2 separate regions of the Mus musculus genome follow, and region 1 is linked to region 2. A link is a loop called in an ENCODE intact Hi-C map of the cell type or tissue named here. Cell type or tissue: gastrocnemius. All regions are shown on one strand. Each heading gives the region's core, and the rest is flanking DNA. Links, peaks and the distances in the headings are about the cores only.

Region 1 (2,804 bases), core at 104-2,603, 450 kb before region 2:
AGCCTATCTCAGCCTGTGACTTGCCAGGAGACAGGAAGTCGCTGAGAAAGCAGCTGAGATGACAGTTTGGGACAGGAATGGCACTCCACAGTTGCTCAAATTGGAGGGCTTTGAGATGTTCACCCCTCCAGAACCATGACTGTGAGAAGTGTTCCTGGAGGTGTGTGGGGACCTAGTCATGTGGGGACCTCTATTACTGTCATCATGTTCTGACACCACCTGTATTTTAATGTGTCAGGTATTGTGCAAACACTTTATATACAGGAAGTGAGCCAGTTCTCACGGGAACTCTACAGGGCAACTACTACTAATATCTCTATTCTACAAGGAAAAGAACTGAGGCACTGAGGGGCATGCTTATGCCCAACCCCATTCCTGCAAGAACTGAGGTCCGAAACAGGCTGGAATGATAAGGACCCCTTGGCCATCCTAGACTGCTATTGGAAGCTCCTTTGCTATGACCCCTCAGGGTCCCGTGGGTCCAGGTCCAGGTCTTTTCTCCCTTGCACTGAAAGTGACACCCTCCTATAGCACACACCATATATACCTAACTGGGAAGCCACTTGCTTCAGCCCTTCGCAGTCAGTTGGGGGTGGGGGCTGGAGGGCTCCCATCACTGGATAAACACAGTGGACTGCCAAGCCTAAGTCCGCCCTGGAGATGAAGACTTTGCAGACCAACGCTTTCACAGGAAAACAAACGCAGAAACAGTTGCAAGGAGTCCATAGGAACTTTGGAGATAAAGGATGTGGTTTCAGAGAAGTGTCCCTGGCTTATCGGAGTGGGTAGGAGATAGAAGGGTCAGGGAGCCTGGCTTCTGACACTCTTCCTCCTCTACATCCAGGGTGAGTGAGCTTGCACTCTCCCAAAGCCTGGATACTAAAGAGTCATCTGTGATTTCTGAAAAAACTTTCAGCAGCCACTAGCAGTAATTCTAGTGTTTTGGGAGATGGGTGGAGGGAGGATCATCAGGAGTTCAGGGCCACTCTGGGCTACAACAGACCCCGGCTCTGGGAGAGGAAGAGGAGGGCAGGAAAAGAAGAGGAGGGAGGCTTTCACAGATACTCTCAACACACAGATACTGGTTGCCTTCCATCATCTGGCTCAGCACCAAGCATCCTGTACCCGACAACCCACACCGAGCACAGGTAGTGCACACTTGTGGTGCACCAGTACCCACCCCGTGGAACCCGGCTGCACTCCATGGCAAAGTCACTGTGGCACACAGGCACGCTCACACCATCTGTACACAGTAAACCCAGTACTCTGCACTCTGTCGGCTCCAAGCGATTGTTTCCCTATCCACCCCGAGGGGTTGGGGGTGGGGGGAACCAGGAGCTTACGACAGGCCGGTCCTGCACTCCCAGTATCCGCTCCCACACTTCCAGTCTCTTTGGTCCCCTCCACCGCCACCTCCGTGTCCCGCCCTTCCTGCGCCCTCACCTGCGCTGCGCAGCACCAGCCCGCGTGGGTCCAGAATCAAGGCTGCGGCTCTGGGAAGCGAACCCTCCACTTAAATGAAGGATCGTGGGTGGTGCTTCAGCTCTGGTCCCAAGAGTACCAGGCTTCTTGCGGTACTAAGCAGGATGACCGGGGAGCGGCGGTGGCCCGGTGGCCTTGGCACCCAGCGTTGGAGTCCCGCCCAGCCTGGATAGGGCTGGGCTGCCTGCCCTTGGTGGGACAAGGAGGCGGCGATAGATTGTTAAACACGCCACGCCATGCTGCAGAGGACGACTCCGAGGGTGGAAGCATGTCGCTAGATTGAATCCTGGATCCCCTAGCTACTCCAGCACTTTCCTGGCCTCAGTTTCCCTTTTTACAGGTTTCTCTGTCTCTGTCTCTTTGTTTCTCTCTCCTTCCCCCTCCCACTCCTTCCTTCTCCCACTCCCTCCCTCCCCTCTCTGGGGTGTGTGTATGAGAGAGAGAGAGAGAGAGAGAGAGAGAGAGAGAGAGAGAGAGAGAGAGAAGGGTTAGTATAATTTGCAATTATCCACTATGCATCAGGGGCTTCCATTTTATCATTTACTTCTTTGTCTGTCTGTATTTTGAGACAGGGTCTCAGGCGTCCCTGGCTGACCTCGAACTTGACCTGTCCCCAAGAACCCCTGATCCTCTTGCCTCCGCGTTCTACCTCCTGGGATTACATCGGGTTGATGCAGTGCTGAGGATCCAACCCAGGACCTTGTGCATGCTAGTCAAACACTCTACCCGCAGAGCTACGTCCTCAGTCCCAGGGCAGTTATTTTAGCGCTTTTAATTCTCAAAGCAATTCCAGAAGTACCACGGCCCCTATTTTAAAAGTGGGAAGGCTGAGACAGAAGTGAAGTGACTTACCCAGTGTCACATGGCTTGTAAGTGGCGGACCTGAGACTTGACTCCAGAGCCTGAGAGCAGGTTTGTGACATTTTCTACACCATAAGCAGCTGCTTCCTGGTGCTCAGAACAGCCAGGACTTTGGAGTTACCGATCCATTTTATAGACTATGAAACAGAAGCCCCGAGACTGTAGCTTGTTCAGGGCTGGCCAGCTGGTAACTGAGCCTCAGACTAACGGCAGGAATTGTGTTTGGAGGGATGCTGAAGATGGGGGCTGTCAGCCCAGCAGAACAGGACAGTGTCTGACAGAGCAGGTGCTCCTCCTGAGTGTCTGTGTTCCTCCTGATGGTCACTGGCCTTCCTTCTCGTCTTCCTTCCTGACTCTGAAGATCTGGCTAGGGGAAAGGGTCCTCCAGTCTCTGATCTGGAGTCCAAGCAGAGTCACCAGGGGTTGAAATGCTTCAGAATTTCCTATAAGGACAAAGTATG
Region 2 (2,784 bases), core at 285-2,784:
GCAGAGCACAATACCTTGTTCCCAGGAGATTTCTGAGCAGGAAGCCACCACTACCGTTTCCAGGTGGGAGAACAGAAAGGGGGCCAGTCAAGGCTTCGAGCACCCACACCCAGGAGGCACCCTCATTTGAACTCTTCTGGCCCAGGTCCACTGACCAGCCCCTCAGGTCTGTGAGCAGATTCTGAGTCCGAGGGAGAGCTGTGAGAGACAGCCATGGTCCAGACCTTGGGGAGCACCTCAGCTCACAATCCTGGAGCAGGGAGGTGCCAGGCTAAGTAAGACACCAGTTCCTGAACTGGCTCAGTTGTCTTAGAACCATCCTGATCCTTGTTCCCTCTGAGTGAGATGCATTTCCCCCAGAGCTTTCTGTGATTTTCAGGTCCATCTTTGGGGTTCCAGAGGGGAAGCAAAGGCTGGCACGTCTGAGGCTATGGGCCTCCTGCGTCTAGAATACTCTGCTTGGATAGGCTGCGTGCACAAGCTGGCGCATTCCTGTCCTTCAGCTTGTGTCAGGTTTCCATTAAGTCTCAGGGGCTTCTCTGCCTGGAGCCGTGTGTGTGTGTGTGTGTGTGTGTGTGTGTGTGTGTGTGTGTGTGTGCGCGCGCGCGGGGGGTGGCACACTCTCCATGATTTGAAGAGATGAGGTCACCCGTGAGACTCACCATAGCATCTCCTTGGATTAGCTCTCCCTTCTGCCTTTAAAGACACAACTAAGACCCTCCACTGGAAACATTGGCAACTTCCTGCTTGGGTCAGGGTGGGCAGAGGGGCAAGAAACAGTTTGAGTCATAGCTGATGGGGCTGACCAGTGGCAGGTGTCTGCAAACGTATGAATAAATCAGTGGTAGAGTCAGAGCTCCATTTCCTTACCCTAACAGTCTCCCACCCACCACCACGCCTGTTTCATGGTGTGGCACTTTCTCTCCCACGCACATTAATTGTCTACTGAGACAACTGCCTACCTGTTCCTTTGCTCAGTGCTCCCATTCTGTTAGGTTAAAGCTTTGACCTGAAGAGTCCTCCATGAGGACAGGCTATGGATGCAGATCCCCCCCATGCCTAGAACCTGTGGCCACTGAAGGTGGGGGAGGAGCACCTGGGTACTCACAACTCCTAGTAGTTCAGGCATCAGCTCCCACAGTGGCCCTGGGAAGCAGTCACCAAAGGTAGACTCTGTGACAAGGCTGAGTCTGCTATGTGACAGGCAGCTCACACTGGTTGCCCTAGGACGCGACACAAAGACAGCCAGAGTGCCTAGAAGGGATGACAGCTAGTTCTGCAAGAGGCTTTGCCGTCCCAGATTCTGAGGATAATGGTGTGTGTGTTCCCACCCTGAGGGATGTTGTGGTGGGGCCTCCGAAAGTCTGGGTTGTGTCCTCCTGTCCCTGGGGTCCCCAACCCCATCTTGGTTCTTATGAGAACGCTGTGTTTCTGCATCCTTTCTGGTCTCTGTGTTTCCATCTTTATCTCTCTGAGATGCAGCTATCTCTCCCTTCAGATGTTTCTCTCTGTGTCTGTGTATCTCTCAGTCTCTCCCTCTGTGTGTCTTTTCCCTCCTCCCTCCTCTCTCTCTCTGTCTGGGCCTCTCTCTGTTCCTCCTCCACGCTCCCTCCCCCTTCTGCATTATCAGACTTGCTCTAGCCTCCTCCCAGAGCCAGCCTAGCAGCAGAGGCAGTAGCAGCCGGAGAGGCAGGCGGAGCAGCCCAGGCAGCAGAGCTGGATCGTGTGTTGAGTACAGGCAGAGTCAAGAACCAGCCATTGCTCTTGGTTCCTATGCCTGCTGGGAGTGCCCCAGTCAGAACTCTGGGCAGTGGGGACAGGGGGGACGGGGCGAGGTGCCACCTTAGTCTGGCTGGGGAGGCAGATGATGAGGAGTGATGGGGCAGGCATGCGGCCACTCCATCCTCTGCAGGAGCCAGCAGTACCCGGCAGCGCGACCGGCTGAGCCGTGAGTACTAGCAAGGGGATTTGGGGGCTGGATAAGCAGCAGCGAACGATACCACAGACAGGGTCTGGGGAGTCCCTCTCGGAATTGGGGTTGACATGGAGCTCAGCCACATGGGAGGTTCAATCCTGCTGGGGACGGCTGCAGGACGGCAACCTAGTTAGGGGTCTCTGTATAGAGGAGTGATGCCTGGCATCCTTCCAGGAGGTGATGAAGCTGGGGTCCTGAAGAAGGGCTCCTGGCTGGGGGATGGGTGGTGAGAAGCCTGAACTATCCTTAGGGTGGGGTGAGGAGTTTGGCCAAGGAGTTTCTAGGAGCTCTGGTGGCTGAGTGGTGCTTCAGCACCATGGAGAAGGACAATCTTTGCCAGGACTGAGTGTAGAGGAGTCTAGGGTGTGTGTATAGGAGAGAATAAGGATACATATAAGTAAGAGTGATCCTAGAACAAGAGAGTATCAGGGCAATACATTCCATAGAATCAGGAATTAAGGGTTTGGGACATTACTTTATGCAACTTTCACCTCAAAGCCTCCGTCCCAGGATAGTGTAGTGAGAGCCTCGACGCTCCCGCTTTGTTCAGGAGCTGCATGAGTGTATGAAGGAGCCACTGTGAGAAGTTCCAAGGTGGCAAGCAGGTGATGATGGTGGAGTGGTGCTGGTGTGTGTATGTGTGTGTGTGTGTGAGCACGCGTGCACACGCACACGCATGCACACACCTGTGGAATATAAGGGGCATCCTGGGTGTGGAGGTCTTGAGGGTTCTGGGGTCCCTGGGTTGGATGTGAAGCAGGCTGTGTAGGGTTGTGTGGCTGTGGTAGGGTATTTCCTGTGTCTGAGTG

The links. Peaks named below come from ENCODE experiments on the same cell type or tissue, not always from the same donor. Only the 100,000 strongest peaks of a DNase experiment are listed, where the experiment ranks them.
Region 1: a loop joins it to region 2, with 29 times the contacts of the local background. A loop is called at or near these places in 3 of 42 quality-filtered maps.

What each region holds. Positions count from the first base shown.
Region 1 is chr7:100,973,072-100,975,875 of GRCm38, forward strand. It overlaps a transcript of P2ry6 not described here. Among named protein-coding and RNA genes, the nearest start is that of P2ry6, 10 kb to the left of the region's middle. In gastrocnemius, for the core only: no CTCF peak of the experiment used is centred there; a DNase peak (open chromatin) is centred at 1,574; H3K4me3 peaks cover 838 bases.
Region 2 is chr7:101,420,048-101,422,831 of GRCm38, forward strand. It overlaps a transcript of Pde2a not described here. Among named protein-coding and RNA genes, the nearest start is that of Pde2a, 30 kb to the right of the region's middle. In gastrocnemius, for the core only: no CTCF peak of the experiment used is centred there; a DNase peak (open chromatin) is centred at 1,768.